Regions from separate parts of the Homo sapiens genome. Here all the other regions are linked to region 1. Evidence: chromatin loops called from intact Hi-C (ENCODE). Cell type or tissue: A673. All regions are shown on one strand. Each heading gives the region's core, and the rest is flanking DNA. Links, peaks and the distances in the headings are about the cores only. Region 1 overlaps GOSR2 (golgi SNAP receptor complex member 2). Region 2 overlaps LOC101927060 (a long non-coding RNA gene). Region 3 has its middle 8.3 kb from the start of WNT9B.

The links. Peaks named below come from ENCODE experiments on the same cell type or tissue, not always from the same donor. Only the 100,000 strongest peaks of a DNase experiment are listed, where the experiment ranks them.
Region 2: a loop joins it to region 1, with 12 times the contacts of the local background. A loop is called at or near these places in 77 of 110 quality-filtered maps.
Region 3: it touches region 1 in a loop (8-fold over the local background); 64 of 110 quality-filtered maps call a loop at or near these places.

The regions. Positions count from the first base shown.
Region 1 is chr17:46,937,559-46,944,686 of GRCh38, reverse strand. GOSR2 (golgi SNAP receptor complex member 2) reads right to left here. Exons shown (of 6, transcript NM_004287.5): 6 at 2,667-6,088. The coding sequence ends at 5,927. It also overlaps a transcript of LRRC37A2 not described here. Among named protein-coding and RNA genes, the nearest start is that of GOSR2, 18 kb to the right of the region's middle. RefSeq lists an enhancer at 895-1,831. In A673, for the core only: a CTCF peak has its summit at 3,669 (motif pointing right); a DNase peak (open chromatin) is centred at 3,696; H3K27ac peaks cover 588 bases.
Region 2 is chr17:46,998,038-47,005,165 of GRCh38, reverse strand. LOC101927060 (a long non-coding RNA gene) reads left to right here. Exons shown (of 9, transcript XR_243711.6): 7 at 6,349-6,466. It also overlaps a transcript of LRRC37A2 not described here. Among named protein-coding and RNA genes, the nearest start is that of RPRML, 22 kb to the right of the region's middle. In A673, for the core only: a CTCF peak has its summit at 3,840 (motif pointing right); a DNase peak (open chromatin) is centred at 3,855.
Region 3 is chr17:46,842,072-46,844,571 of GRCh38, reverse strand. It overlaps a transcript of LRRC37A2 not described here and a transcript of WNT9B not described here. Among named protein-coding and RNA genes, the nearest start is that of WNT9B, 8.3 kb to the left of the region's middle. In A673, for the core only: CTCF peaks have their summits at 1,514 and 2,417; no DNase peak of the experiment used is centred there.

The DNA of each region.
Region 1 (7,128 bases), core at 2,514-5,013:
CAGAGGCTGCAGTGAGCCGAGATTGCACCATTGCACCCCAGCCTGGGCAACAGAATGAGAGGAAAAAAAAAAAAAAGAAAATTAAAAATTCTGAAGCCCAGGCCCCACTGTAGACCAGGTAGCTCGGCATCTCTGGGGAGCGAGGCCCAGAATCGGGACTTCCAAACTCTCTGGGGGACTCCAGGAAGCAGCCCAGGCTGAGGGTCACTGCCTCAGACCTCTGGAATCTGCCAAAAGCACTACGTGACTCGGGCCTCATGTCCACCCCAGAAAGGGACGTGGGACAGGTGTTACCCCCATTCTTAGAAAGCTGAGGCTGAGAGGTGTGTGGCCCGTGGTTGCTGCCAGCAGGGCTGGGACTTGAAGCCAGGCTCTGCATCCTGGGCTCAGCGCTCTTACCACAGCCTCCGGCCGCTGTAACCAGTGCAAACTGCGGAGGGCTGCTTGTCTCCAACTCCTTCCCTCTGCCCTGAAACAGCTAACACTGGCACTGGACACATGCCAGGGCTCTGGAAGACGGAATAAAGATGAATGTCCCCTCTTGTACTGTCAGCCACTGTCTTCTGAGGAGGTTGGAATACTTCCCTCCTGGGCCTGGCCCAGCCTCTGCCAGCTCTCCAGGAGCCACCATGTCACAGATGCCTGGAAGGAAGGGCCAGTGGAACCACACTAATGGAATTGCTAAGCCAGGAGTCAGCCTCCGAGAGCCCCCTCTTCCTAGATACCCTGCATTAGTCACGCCTGTCCTAGCCTTTAGCTTATCTAGGGTGACCATCAGACCGAGGGATCGCCAGGATTCAGGACTTTCAGCTTTAAAACCCAGACAAGTTGGTCACTCTACTTCTCTCTCCCCAGTCCTGAGTGACAGTTTCCCTCACGGGGCCCCATGCCTCTCCTCTTTTACTGCAGTCATTGCTGTTGTTGAGGCCCTGTGAGCACATGGCTCGTAGCATCAGTGGCCTTGAACCTTCTGGCTTCCTCCTGGCCTGGCTGCAACAGCTTTGCTGGCCCTGCATGGGGGATGGGCTCAAGTGCTCTCCTGCAGCCGCTTACCCGATGGCGCCTGCGCCTACTACGTGCCCGGGATGCACAAAGGCCCCTGCGGTGAGGAGCAACTCCCATTCCGCAGGAAGCGTGCAGTATGAGGTTGTTTGGAGGGGAGGGGCAGGCTTCTTGGAGGTTTCATGGGATTGTGGGGGTGTTTGTGGCACATCTGAGAGGAAACATCTTGTGCAAAGGTGCAGCTGTACTGAGTGTGTGGCATGTTCTGAGAAGACCAAGCAGTCCAGGGAGGACGGAACACCAGGCAGGGGTGGTGGGGAGGGCTGGGGGCTGCACTGCAGGGGCAGCGAAGAGCTGGCCTGTCACATCAAGGTGCTTTACTCAGCAGAGAGGTGTCAGTTAATGAGGGGCACCCAATGGCCACAAGGGATCTGGCTCCTTCTGATCCAGAGGGAGAATCAGGCTTCCATCCCTGCCCCTAGTTGGTCTCTGCAAGTGGTTCCCACGGTGCGGCCAGGGGAAGTGCATGGGGGACGGGCTAGCCTTGGGTTGATGTTCTTGTATTAGAGCCATCGGCTCCCTACCCCTGGGCATTACAATCGCCTTGGGCAACTCCCAATGCCCCGGCTGCACTCCAGGCCAATTAATAAGAGGGTGAATGGAAGACCCACACATGGGTTTTTAAAGCTCCCGAGGGAATTCCAATGCAGAGCCAAGGTTGGGAACCCTGTACTAGAGGGACATGGGGATGAGGCGGGGAGGGATGGCTCACAGAGGCTCCATGGTGGGGAACTTACCAACAGCACTTGGGGGCCCAGCACCCCTGAACACTCCTCTCCCATGTGCCTTCCATATGAAATGAAAAGGACACAGAAAATGGGGAAGGAATGACACTTTCCTTTCTCAGCTTCTAAGTACAGCAGGCCTAAGGCAGTGTGTTCAGGGCCCACTAGCCACAGATAGGGCTATGCCGCCCCCTAGGGGCAAGGCCTGAGGACAGCTTTCACTTCAGATTCCCTCCCCTTCCAGTTAGGAAATTATTTCCCAACAGGGAACTTGCCCTATACTATCTGAAGGGTCTGCAGCAAACACCTTATAGCTCTATAGTCCATGCCAGCAGGCTGCACCATCTCAGTCCCCTGCACACCTCTCAATCCCCCCAGACCCCAGCAGAGCACCCCACGAGAAGTGTGGGAGATTAAGTGGGCCCATGGTTCCAAGCTGGATGAGGGGCCAGCTCCTCTCGGACTCCTGTGAGGCCTTCACAGTCACCACAGCTCAGCCCCTTGTCTGCATAATGAGGATAAATGATGGAGAACATAAGTGAGAGGGTTTCAGATTGGCAGGGATGGAGCCAGGAAAATCCCTGTCTGACCTCCGTGAGGCCTACAGGCAAGCTGTTTATGAAGGGCCTAGGCTTTCCCTTGAGAAAATGTCACCCCCCGGTTGAGACAGTAACAGATGACGTTTCTTTCTTTGCTTTGGCTACTGGAGCTGAAAGTCAAATTAGGGTTCCCCAAACATTTCTTAGGGTGTTACAACGTTTGAGTTCCTTGTCCTGATGTCGACATTCTACACTGACTTGATTTGTTCTTGTGCCTCACTTCTTTGTATCTGTTTCAGTTATTTCCTCAAAGTCTCCTCAAATCTTTTTTGGACTAAGGTAGGATATAAACAGTAAGAATTTATTTTGGACTTAACAAGTTTTGCTCTTTACACCAATGTGATCATCTTTGAGACAGAAGCTTTCTGTCTAGGAGACAGTGGTTCCAAAATACACACATCAGAATCACCTTAGAGGCCAGGTACAGTGGCTAACACCTGTAACCCTAGAACTTTGGGAGGCCGAAGCAGGCAGATCACTTGAGGCCAGGAGTTTAAGACCAATCTGGTCAACATAGTAAAACCCTGTCTCTACTAAAAAATACAAAAAAAAAAAAAAAATTAGCCAGACATGGTGGCACACACTTGTAGTTCCAGCTACTCAGGAGGCTGAGGTATGAGGATCACCTGAACCCAGGAGGCAGAGGATGCAGTGAGCCAAGATTGCGCCACTGCACTCCAGCCTGGGTGACAGAGCGAGACTGTCTCAAAAATAAAAAATAAAATAAAATCACCTTAGAGATTTAAAAAAGGTTCTAATTCAGATCTGGGGTAGGCCCCAGGAATATGTAATTTTAAAAAGCTTCCCCACTGCTTCTGAAGCAGCCAGCCCAGCCCCTGGCCATGGAGCAGTGTTTGAGAATCTCTGGCCTAGAAACATAAAAAAAGGGGGCCATTAGTTATAAAAATGAATATCGAATTCTTTTACAAAATGTGATTTTCTAAATAAAATAAACCTCAACTTTATTCAGCTGATGTGCTTCCAAAACAATGGGTGTAAATCCAAATTTGCAAATCAAACCCATTCAAATTCATCAGGGCAAAGGGTGTACAGAACTCCGCAGTGAAGTCTAAAAAATCAAGACTCCTCTAACTTACTTGGTCTTGGAGTTTGGCTTTTCTTACAGTGGTCCCCCTGAAGTAAATGTCCATGTAATAAAGAGATCTCAAGTTCCTCTTGATAACCCACCTGTTTTAAATCACAATAGGCACACCAAACTCATGTACAAGGTCACAGAGGCTGGCTACCGGAGTTTCTTGCATCAGCTCGACCTAAGAATTCACCCCCGCCTCCACTAGAGGGTGCTCCTTCCCTGGCCTGGACCCTTCCCTACACTGAGGCGGTGGAGAGAGTCACACTGTTAGGCCAAGGTCTATTTTTCACCAGGCACTGAAAGCAGATGTGTGAAGAGAAGTGGTCATGTGACAACATGCAGTCTCAATGCCCCTGGGTGTCCAGACACACTGGCTGCTGTCCACCAGCCGCAGGTGGTAAAGACCCAAAAACCACCTCTGCAATTTTTATTCCAAACTAGAGGACTGGCTCTGAAGGTGCAGCATGAGGGTTCATCAAAGCCAACCACTGTCAAGTGTGGAAAGCACTGGTGCACACCACGAAAAGATGTCCTATCAGTCCACGCATGATGGGTGCGGGGACTTCTGCCTCCCAGAGTTCAAGAACAAATGGCTCAGCTGCTCCCTGCAGACCTTCCTCCAAAGTGTGCTGTCTGGCAGGATCCTTGGGTGCCTGGGGGACAGGACAGCCTTGCCGTCGCAGTCTCAGAATCCATTTTATGGATTACCAAAAGTCCTGCGCTAGGTCCCTGGCACCGCAGCAGTGCTGTGTGTAATGGAAATGTCAATGTGCCTCCCCAGAGTTAGACAGATCTAGGTCTAAAGATGCTGCAACCCCCCAGTCCACCCTCCAGTCACTGCTTTAACTCTGGCAGGGCCCCAACCCATTTTAGGAGTCACAGATTGCTCCTTCCTTGGAAACCTGGGGCCCATTTGGCCCGGAGGGGTAGGAACAATGGAGATCTCCTCCAACCGAAAGTGTGAAATTAGCATCCAGGAAACTCAGTTAATCTATGACAATTAAGAAAACTTACCAAAGGGGAGCTATGCCACAGAGGTGCCTGAAAGGACCAACATGACTACAGAGCAGCGGGGAGGGGAACAAGAGAGGTGAAGAGGAACACAGAAAGGAAGGGAAATAAGACAGAAGACAGTTCAAGCAACAAGAAACTAACAGAGCAGGTAGGGCAGGACAACCAAAGGTAGGGTTAATACTGAGCCGGTTTCCAGATCTGAAGGATTTTGAGTGTCATTTTATGTCTTGCCATGAAGCTGCTGTGCCCAGGGCTGGTAGGCCTGTGGTAAATGAGAACATACACTAACCAGGTCTTTCTGAGACTTTCAGTGATTCACCACATTAGATGGACTTCAGGACAGATTGGCCTTTATACTAAATTCCACAATATACCTGGTATTAGTACAGCCTGAATCCGGGGCTGGTCACAGAAGGAAAAAGGTTGTAGTCCCTGAAAACAGAGTGTTACAAGGACATACACACTACAGATGTCTCCACGGTGGGATCTGCCCACACTGGCTGGGCAAAATGAGGGCCTGGCTGGCAGGTGCTAATATATTTCAGGGAAGAGAAGGGAACCAAAGAATTAGAGATACTAAAACTAGAGCTGAGACTGTAATTGGAAAATCACAAATCTTTGCCTACAGCTACTTTCTAAGGGGCAAAGGCCCACAAAGCCTGGGCGCAGGTGCCAAGCCACAGTCTCTGAACCTTAAAAGCCAACCACTCTATTAACAACTAGAAAAAATCAGTGACTAGGGTCAAGACTGAACACTCCCGGGAAATAACACTGGCCTCACTTTAGAAAAGAGAAACACCCAGCTGTAGTGTGGAAAATCTTACTTGTTATCGGCAATAGCACTACATCTTGTTTCCCCTAGGTAGCTGCTTCCAGGGAATGGTGACAAGTATTGGCAGTCAGTCATCTACATGTCACTGAGGCACAGGGGAGGGTGGCCAGGAGCACGAGGATGTGAATCGACCTACTATTTAATATAATGGCTGTGAGAAAAGGCCTCTTTCCTTTCCTTTCCACTTTTGCTCCACCCTATCAGGAGCCAGAAAGGCCTGATGGTGACAAGGTGTGAACCGTGTGGACAGTCCTGCACACAGGGCTCACTGTGGACACCTTCCCAGGGCACGCATCAGCTATGTGAACAAAGCCACCAAAGCCATTCTTTCCCTCCCCCAGTGAGAGCGAGAGTGAGAGAGACAGACCCGGGACTTCTTTCATTTCCTAAGCACCGCGCATGGTGGTGGCACTAGCTCCCCCTCCAAGATGTCACAGAAAACAGAGCAGGTTGGAAATTAGACCACAATCACTCCCAAGTGTCTTCACAGTTCAGACAGGCAAACATTTCAAAAGGCGGCCTCTGGGCCCCCCTCTCTCTTTCACACACACACACACTTGCAGGCTGTGGGAATGCTGTTCAGCCACTGAGCGTGGCTGGCTCATGTCAGGTACTGCACCACGAGGAACATGACCACACAGGTCAGCAGCATCCCACCTATCATAAAGTACTTGTCCTGGAAAGCCCGCTTCTCGATGAGCCGCATCACTGTGTTGGACAAGCCCAGCATGTTGGCAATGTCAAGGATCTTCTTCTGAGTCCCCTGGGGCAGAAGAGAACAGAAAAAAAAACAAACATCAAGTCGCTTTACCAAGAGTGGGTGAATGGCATCAGGAGATGGAGCTTTGCCAACAGACATTCTCTTGGTCATGCCCAGAATACACAGAAAGCAATATCAGCCAGAAATAGAGCCACTCTCATGTCGTCGACTGATTTTTGATCAAGGTACCAGAGCAACGCTAAGTGGAAAGAAAAGTCTTTTCCACAAATGGTGCTGGAACGACTGACTATATAATATCACAGGTATGTATTTTATATATATGTATCTCTCTTACAGATATGTGTGTAAAAATTGAACCTCAATTCACATTATACATAAAAATTAATTTGAGATGGTTCATAGAATTAAACATAAAAGCTAAAGCCACAATTAAAGCTTCTAGAAAAAAACACAGGAGAATATCTAAAAACTGCAAACAGGCCAGGCGCAGGGACTCATCCCTGTAATCCCAGCACTCTGGGAGGGGTGGGTGGGAGGATTACTTGAGGCCAGGATTTCGAGATCAGCCTGGGCACGTAGTGAAGACCCCTTCTCTACAAAAAAAAATTAGCCAGGTGTGGTGGTGTGCACCTGTGGTTCTAGCTACTTGCGAGGCTAAGGTGACAGAACCACTTGAGCCCAGGAGTTCGAGGCTGCAGTAAGCCAAGATCACACCACTGCACTCCAGCCTGGGTGGCAGAAGGAGGCCCTGTCTCAAAAAATACATAAATAAATACATACTGAAAACAATGGTGTCACTAATCACAAGATGAATGAACAAACTATGGTAAACCTGTACCAATGGAATACTGCTTTGCAATAAAAAGTACCTGACTACCAACATGGAATTAAATAGGTAACAATATGAATGAACCTTGGAAACATACTGGGAGGAAGAAGCCACATAGAAAAGAGTAGCATGAATACCTTTATATGAAGTTCAATAACAAGAAAACCTCATCTATGGTGAAATAAATCACAACAGTGGCTGCCTGGGGCAGAGGGGTCAACTGACTGGGAAGGGGTACGAGGGATCTTTCAGA
Region 2 (7,128 bases), core at 2,399-4,898, 61 kb before region 1:
AGCTTAAGAATAAAAGCGTGACTTACACATTTACTTGGATCCAGGGGAAACTGTTGGGGTGAGATGTTAAAAACAGAGTTAGGAAGTGACTGGAGAACTTGTGTATTACATTCCACTTCCTATGGACCTTGGGTCCTTCTCTGTAACACTAATATTGGACTAAATTCTTCAAAGTTTCCTTGCAAGGACAGGCCACTCTGAAGCTAAGGGGTTACCACCAACCAAGAGACTCCTTCAGTAATAACACAGTAGGTAAATTACCCCAGAAGGTAAATATGACTGATTGTCTTACAGTAGCAGGTTTTAAAATCTTGTTGTCTCAAAAGCATTGCTATGGGCCAGGTGCAGTGGCTCACGCCTATAATCCCAACACTTTGGGAGGTTGAGGCGAGAGGATTCCTTGAGCACAAGAGTTCAAGACCAGCCTGGGCAACATAGTGAGACGCTGTCTCTACAAAAAATAAAGTAAATTAGCGGGGCATAGTGGTGTGTGCCTATAGTTCCAGCTACCTGGAAGGCTGAGGTGGGAGGATCACTTGAGCACAGGAGGTCAAGGCTGCAGTGACCTATGATTGCACCACTGCACTCCCCAGCCTGGGTGACAGAGCAAGACCCTGTCTCAAGAAAGCATTGCTAGACACTTTCTTCCATAAAATTATATTCTGCCCTGAGGGAGGCCCCCAGTGGGACTGTGCAGTGCCACCCCTGCTGCTGGCCCCTGAGGGCAGCAGGCAAGGAAGGAGCATATGTCTGTGCTGTGGGAAGTGCCAGGGAAAAGCCCCTGGATTGGGTTACCGTGAAATGCAAAGTGAGTGAAATACAAACATACCTTTAAAAAGGTAAACTAGTTCAACCATTGTGGAAGACACTGTGGCGATTCCTTAAGGATCTAGAACTAGAAATACCATTTGACACAGCCATCCCATTACTGGGTATATACCCAAAGGATTATAAATCATGCTGCTATAAAGGCGCATGCACATGTATGTTTATTGTGGCACTATTCACAATAGCAAAGACTTGGAACCAACCCAAATGCCTATCAATGATAGACTGGATTAAGAAAATGTGGCACATATACGCCATGGAATACTATGCAGCCATAAAAAAGGATAAGTTCATGTCCTTTGTAGGGACATGGATGAAGCTGGAAACCATCATTCTCAGCAAACTATCGTAAGAACAAAAAACCAAACACTGCATGTTCTCACTCATAGGTGGGAATTGAACAACGAGAACACATGGACACAGGAAGGGGAATATCACACACCGGGGCCTGTTGTGGGGTGGAGGAAGGGGGAAGGGAAAGCATTAGGCAGTATACCTAATGTAAATGACAAGTTAATAGGTGCAGCACACCAACATGGCACATATATACATATGTAACAAACCTGCACATTGTGCACGTGTACCCTAGAACTTAAAGTATAATAAAAAAAAAAGGCAAATATAGACCTTAGTGAATGAGTCTGGGTCATGGCTGGATGGGAGAAATCCCAGGGTGAGCCAGCCCAAACACGCCATCCACGTAATTAAAAAAAGAACATGCTACCCCAATGGTCAGCCCTGTGAGAAACGCATCCTTCCATCCAGCTAAAATCTGCCCATGTCCATCTTCTCTGCTCAACACCAGTCCCCATGCATTGGGCGACAGAGCACTGTACCCTCCTGCATGGAGTGGCCAGCCACTGGGCTTCAGAGCCAAACAAACCTGGGCTCAAAGCCCAGCCCTGCCCCCCTGTTGTGTGATGTCCAGGACAGTGGTGCTAGTAGTTGATGTGCTCATCTGCCCCACCTCTGCCTGGCTGTACTCGCAGCTAGTACATGTATAGTATATAAGTGCCCGACTGTATCATTGTATGTTCCAGAGTGGTCAGGGTCAGGGTGGTCATGGCTGAGCTTTTTTTTTTTTTTTTTTTTTTGAGTCTCTATTGTCCAGGCTGGAGTGCAGTGGCACCATCACGACTCACTGAAGCCTCAAATTTCCTTCCGGCCTTAAGTGATCTACCTGCCTCAGCCTCCTGAGTAGCTGGGACTACAGACCTGGACCACCAAGCCTGGCTAATTTTTAAAAATATTTGTAGAAGTTGGGGGGGTCGGGGGGCTCTGTTGCCCAGGCTGGTCTCGAGCTCCTGGCCTCAAGTGATCCACTTGCCTTGGTGCTAGGATTACAGTTGTGAACCATCACACCCAGCTTCCTTGAGCTTTTATACAGAACTCGTCTTTGAGTTAGTTTCTGTTGTATGTTCTAGTTAGGGCATTATATTGATTTTTAAAATTACTATCATTCTGAATGAATAACAAATTGTGGTACATTCATACAATGGAACAGAACTCAGCAATAAAAAGTAATGTGGGGAGGTGGGGATGGTTAATGGGTACAAAAAAAAAAGAATGAATAAGACCTAGTGTTAGAGAGCACAATAGGCTGGCAATAATCAATAATAATTTAATTGTATATTTAAAAATAACTAATGGCCAGGCGTGGTGGCTCATGCCTGTAATCCCAGCACTTTGGGAGGCCGAGGCAGGTGGATCACCTGAGGTCAGGAGTTTGAGACCAGCCTGACCAATCTGGTGAAACCCTGTCTCTACTAAAAATACAAAATTAGCTGGGCCTAGTGGCACGTGCCTGTAATCTCAACTACTTGGGAGGCTGAGGCAGGAGAAATGCTTGAACCCAGGAGGCGGAGGTTGCAGTGAGCCAAGATAGCGCCATTGCACTCCAGCCTGGGCAAGAAGAGTGAAACGCTGTCTCAAAAACTAAAAAAAAAAAATAAAAATAAAAATAATTAAGAGTGTATAATTGGATTGTTTGTAACACAAAGGATAAATGCTTGAGGGGCTGGATACCCCACTTTCCATGATGTGATTATTATGCATTGCATTCCTGTATCAAAACATCTCAGGTATTCCAGAAATACATACCCTTACTATGTACCCACAAAAACTACAATTAAACATTTAAAAAGTAATGAACTATTGGCACACAAAGCAACATGGATACATCTCAAAATAATTATGGTGAGTGAAAGAAACCTGACCAAAAAAATACACACTGTATGATTCCGTGTCTAGAAAGCACTAGAAAATATAAACTAACCTATGATGACAGAAAGCAGATCAGGACCAGGCGTGGTGGCTCACACCCGTAATCCCAGCACTTTGGGGGGCCGAGGTGGGCGGATCACTTGAGGCGAGGAGTTCAAGACCAGCCTGGCCAACATTTGTACTAAATACAAATACAAATACAACATTTGTACTAAAAATACACAAATTAGCTGGGCGTGGTGGCAGGTGCCTGTAGTCCCAGCTACTCGGGAGGCTGAGGCAGGAGAATCTGTTGAACCTGGGAGGCGGAGGTTGCAGTGAGCCGAGATCTCACCACTGCACTCCGGCCTGGTGACAGAGTGAAACTCCATCTCAAAAAAAAAAAAAAAAAAAAAAAGGAAAAAAGAGAAGAGAAAGAAAGCAGATCAGTAGTTGCTTGGGGGTGAGAGGGAAGTAGAAAGGGCAGGAAGCAGGATCACCAAGGGGCAACAAGGAAATTTTTTGGGAGGATGGCTTTCTTCACTATCTTGATTGTGATAATGATTTCAGCTGTATACTAAGGCTCAGATATTATCAAATTGTAATCTCTAGGCAGTTTATTATATGTCAATACCTCAATAAATCTGCCTAAAATGTTCAAAAATTACTGTAATTACACAAAATACATTTTATAAAAAGGAAGTCATGAGTGGAGCATGGTTGAGAACCCCCCAGCATCTGGTAGATTCAGAAGTGGGGAAAAGCATCTCTCACTTCCGCTTTTTCAGGCCGGCGTGCTGTGCAATTTATCCAGTGGCCACTAGAGGACAGCAGCGACTCAGGTACAGGAAGTGGGCGTTTCAGGGCTTCAATACTTAGTATTCCTTGCTCTGTGCTCCCTATCCTGGGAGGTGGACATTAATACCCCCATAATACTCAGTTAGAGCTGAGACTTGGGCCTTGGTCTCTGGCTCCTTATTACGCCTTGTTGGTCCCCGAACACCGGGAGTGCAGGAAGGTCGCCCAGACTGGAGTTCTGTGGCACCATCTCGGCTCACTGCAACCTCCACCTCCTAGGTTCAAGCGGTTCTTCTGCCTCAGTCTCCCAAGTAACTGGGATGACAGGTGCCCACCACCCCGCCCGGCTAATTTTTGTATTTTTAGTAGAGACGGGGTTTTACCACATTGGTCTGGCTGGTCTCAAACTCCTGACCTCATGATCCACCCGCCTCAACCTCCTAAAGTGCTCCCAGATCTTTTTAAAAGAATGTCCTACTCCAGGGAGGCAGCAGCCATAGTTCCCTGTTATCTGCAGGGCTGATATGGAGGATTGCAGATGGCACCAAAGAGTTGTGGTTCTCAAGGTGACTTTGGAAGGCCTCCCACCTTGCCTGAAACCCACGATTATAAAGCAGGTCAAAGTTGTATCATCAGATGCTGCAAGTCATAAGTTAGCATGTCAGTGAGAAAATGACCTACTGAAGGGTCATTTTTATAGGAGAGAGGGAAAGGAGAGAAGGTTCAATTGAGGAGTAGAGAGACATGATGGTGGAGTGCCCATGGGGTGCTGCAATGGAAGCTTCCCCCAAAAAAGTAATCGTGGGCCGGGCACGGTGGCTCAGGCTTGTAATCCAGCACTTTGGGAGGCCAAGGTGGGCAGATCACTTGAGCTCAGGAGTTCGAGACCAGCCTGACCAACATGGCAGAACCCCATCCCTACTAAAAATACAAAAATTAGCCAGGCATGGTGGCGCACACCTGTAACCCCAGCTACTTGGGAGGCTGAGGCAGGAGAATCGCTGAAACCCGGGAGGTGGAGGCTGCAGCGAGCCAAGATCGAACCACTGCACTCCAGCCTGGGTGGCAGAGCAGGACTCTGTCTCAAAAAAAAAAAAAAAAGCAAAAAACAAGCAATTGTCAACATACATTGAGCCACCACAGTGTGTGAGGCATGATGCCGAACACTCTGTGCAGGGAGCCAGCTCATCTTCACAGCACTATTTTATTTTATTTTATTTTATTTTATTTTATTTTATTTTATTTTATTTTATTTTATTTTTTATTTTATTTTAATTTTATTTTATTTTATTTTATTTTATTTTATTTTATTTTATTTTATTTTATTTTATTTTATTTTGAGATGGAGTCTTCCTCTGTTGCCCAGGCTGGAGTGCAGTGGCGTGATCTCAGCCCACTGCAACCTCCACCTCCCAGGTTCAAGCGATTCTCCTGCCTCAGCCTCCTGAGTAGCTGGGATTACAGACACACGCCACCACACCCGGCTAATTTTTATATTTTTAGTAGAGAAGGGGTTCCACTATGTTGGCCAGGCTGGTTTCAAACTCCTGACCTCAAGTAATCTGCCTGCCTCAGCCTCCCAAAGTGCTGGGATTATAGGCGTGAGCTATAGTTCCAGGCTGACAGCACTCTTACTAAATAAGAGTGGTTAAGAAACTAAATGCAGAGAGGTTAAGAAACGCCTAACAGGCCTGGCATGGTGGCTCACGCCTGTAATCCCAACACTTTGGGAGGCCAAGGTGGGCGGATCACTTGAGCCCAGGAGTTCAAGGCCAGCCTGGGCAATATGGCAAGACCCCGTCTCTACAAAAAATTACAAAAATTAGCCAGGCATGGTGGCGTGTGCCTGTAGTCCCAGCTACTCGGGAGGTTTAGGCAGGAGGATCCCTTGAGCCTGGGAGTTCAAGGCTGCAGTAAGCTATGATTGCACTACATCCTGGGTATGAGAGGGACACCCAGTCTCAAAGAAAAAAAGCAACTGTGGACACACATTGAGCCCTTCTGGTGGGTCAGGCACGATGCCAAACACTGTATGAAGGGCGTCATCTCATCTTCACAGCATTCTTAATAAATAAGCTGCAGAGAGGTTAAGAAACGCCCAAAGTCACAGAGCTGGTAGGAGGCAGTGCAAGGATTTGCATCCAGATTTGACACTAACGTGTGGGCCTTGCTACTGCTCTATAGTACCTAATTAAACGGAAGTGTCCTTCTCGATTACTTAGTTCATGTGTTGAACTCGTTGGTGTTGGTAGCAGATGGTGAGTATTGTAGTTCAGCTTTCTGGAGAAAACTCGTCAGGCTTCAAGAGAATGTTAAGCATCCATGATGGTCTGGGAGGGAGGTTCCCTCTCCACCTCTTCACCTCTTCACATGGAGCATTTACAGTGTGTGAGTTTCTGTGCTAAGGATGATTCTTCCATGATGACAGTATCTGAAGTGCAGGTGGGCAGAGGCCAGCAACAAGGAATTGAGGGGCCAGTGAGGCAGCAATTCAGTGACATTGTTCATTTGCACTCACAGGGGTCTGTCACACGCAGCCCAACTCAACTGGAGTCCTGAGAAGGTGAACAGACCAGGATGGATGGCCAGGGAACTCACCAGAAGTCCCCAGGCATCAGAACAAGGTCGAAGCATCCTGGTGAGCAGATAACACGTGCCCATGTTTTGTGGGGGGAAGTCCTCCAGCAGTTTCTCCTTCCCCTTGGCTTTGACCTGGCCTACCTGGGATTATGCAGTTGGTTCTCCAGGTCAGGTGCCTCAGGGAGGTGACCCTTCCTGTTCTGGGTTCTGCAGAAGCCGACAGCTCTGGGCTTGTGCCCATCAAGCACTCTTCTGCCCATTTTATACTCTTGTGGACGCATGGTGGTGTTGATACAGGCCCCGAGTTAAAGGATCCATGGCTGCACGTGACAAGACAAAGCAAAAGCAGGCCAGAGTTAAACACGCCCCTTGGGTCCCCTCCTTCACTTCATAAATGGGAAAACCAAGGTCTAGGCAGGGAAAGGGGCTCAGCCAAGGCTACATACACAGCACACTCACGGCCGAGCCGGGATTAGGACTCCCAGCATACCCCGTAGCCTTCTCTAATAAGAGATAGGCTGCTGGGTTCTTCTTTATCAAGTGTTGGTCACTCATTATTTCTCTCTGTGTTTCTTAAAACAATTATTCTTTAATATCGTTATATATTCAGTAAGTGTTCAAATTTCCAACTGTTTTATGTCAGAAAGCATTTTCTAACATTTTGATTAAATCAAGATCCAAATAAGATGCACACAATATGATTAGTTGATGTCTCTTAAA
Region 3 (2,500 bases), core at 1-2,500, 98 kb after region 1:
AGTTTTAGAAATCGGCCACCACCACACCATTTCCTCCAGGTCATATTATCAGAACTGCAGGTACAAATAAGTTTACAGGAAGTGCTCATTAACTGTGTCCTGACTGGTAGACAGTTGGACCATAGCACGTTTTCCTGAACTCATGGTAGGACTGCAGTGGCCCAGCCAGATGTTTTTCTTTAAACAAAGGAGAGACTCGAACCTTGGTTTATCTCTGGGAAGCAGTAAGCTGAGGCTTAACTTATCAAAAAAAAAAAAAAAAAAAAGGTGGCTAACTCCACCTCACTGCATATTTTCTACTTTATATAAAGTATAGGCTGGATACAGTGGCTCATGCCTATAATCCTAGCATTCTGGGAGACTGAGGCAGGAGGATTGCTTGAGGCCAGGAGTTCAAGACCAGCCTCAGCAACACAGTGAGACCCTGCTAATACAAAAAAGAAAAAAAAAATTAGCCAGGCATTGTGGCACATGCCTGTAGTCCCAGCTACCCTGGAGGCTGAGATGGGAGGATTTCTTGAGCATGGGAAGTTGCAACTGCAATGAGCCATGATGCCACCACTGCACTCCAGAGCAAGAACTGCAACAGAGCAAGAACCTTGTCTTAGAAAAAATAATAATAAAGTATGAATACATAATATTCAGTTTAACATACTTTGAATAAGCATCTGGTGCTAAACCCTGGAATAGGAGATGATGAAGTCAGTTCTTGTCCTTGAGGAGCACACAGTTTGTTGGGAAAGACACATAAATAAATACAGAGAGCATTCTGACATATCTATATAAGTGTAAACTAGTTATTGAGCACTTACATTACACCAGGTATTGTTCTAAGTCCTATAAAACTGTTAACCCATTTAATGCTCACAGCATTTTACAAATGAGGAAATGGGCACAGAGAAGTCAAGTAACTGGCCAGCTAGTAAGCTTAGAACCGGGATTAGAACCCAGGGAGCTGGCACCAAAGACACATATTTAACGACTGTGCAGCAGTAAAGAGAAGAAAGTACCAAATGAGGCAGGAACCCAGGAAAGAAGACAATCAATTCATTGTTCCAGGGAAGAGGTAGCTAAGACAATGGCAACTGAGATGCAGCAATGTTTGAGCTGGATTTTGCAGAGTGATTTTTTTTTTCAGTCCTTCTTTCTTCACTTTAACGAATGGAATAGTCCCTCCTAATTAGTCACACAAACGTTTGAAAGGAAACCAAGTTTTCCCACTGGTTGTCATTATAATTATAAGGGTTCACCCTACAAAGCATACCTTTGCTACATTAAGTTCTACTTTGGAGTGAGAGGAGGTTGAAAAAGTGTTGGGGACTTAAGAATAGGGAATGTGTTTTAAACTAGTTAAGCCTTTCCAATCTGTTGTTGATTCTGAAATATCATTTTCATTCCCCCAGCTCCGATATTAATATCTACCCTAGTTTCTCCCTCTCTGGGCTTGGCACCCAGGATGTGCCCACCTTCTTCCTCATGAGGTGCCTTCAGTGTCTAATGTGGCCTGGTTGCAATACCACATGTCTCCAATAGGAGTCACTAGCAACAACAGGATAATTTACCTGAGGTTGCATGGAGAGAACCCTGGGTCCTAACTTAAAATCTTGTCTCTGGCTTCCTCTGCGACCTCGGTTTCTTCATCCATAAAATGGATACAACACTCCCTGTCCACCTTCCTCACAGAACAGTGGTGAGAAATGTGAAGATGAATGTGGACATCTTCCAGTGTGATTCAGAAGAGGTGCACTGTCTGATTTTCTCATAGCTTCTGTCTGGATGGTTTCAAAAAACTAATCATTCCACAGCTACGTTTTGAGCATCACTCATCATGCCAGGCACTCTGTAGGATCCAGGAATTATTTCTATCTTTGCACAAAAGGACTTTGAATAAAAGTTTAAAGCAGGGTACGGTGGCTCATGCCTGTAATCCCAGCACTTTGGGAGACTGAGATGGGAGGATCACTTGAGCCCAGGAGTTCGAGACCAGCTCTGGGCACCAAAGCAAGATCCCATCTCTACAAAAAAAATTAATAGCTGGGCATGGTGGTATGCACCTGTGGTTCGAGCTACTCGGGAGGCTGAGGCAGGAGGATGGTTTGAACCCAGGAGTTTGAGGCTGCAGTGAGCCGTGATCGCGCCACTGCACTCCAGCCTGGGCGACAGAGGGAGACCCTGTCTGAAAAAACAACCAAATAAATAAAGATTTAAAGCTAACTGTAACCCTGAGGTTGTAGAGCAGCAGCCCCTGCCCTAGGAATGATATTGGGGTGTGCAGCAGCGGCATATCTACCTCACCTGTGGCTGGAAGGCTCTCCTGACCAATAACTCATCTCTTCCTCACACAACCCAGTTTGCGCCTGAAGAAACTGAGGCACAGAGAGGCGAAGTGGCCTGCCCAAGGACCTAAATACCAGCAACTTCCCAAGCCTTTAATCCCAGAGCATAGAGTGGGAAGGGGCGGTGTGAGAAGGCAAGTGGTGGGAGAGGACCTGGAGGGATG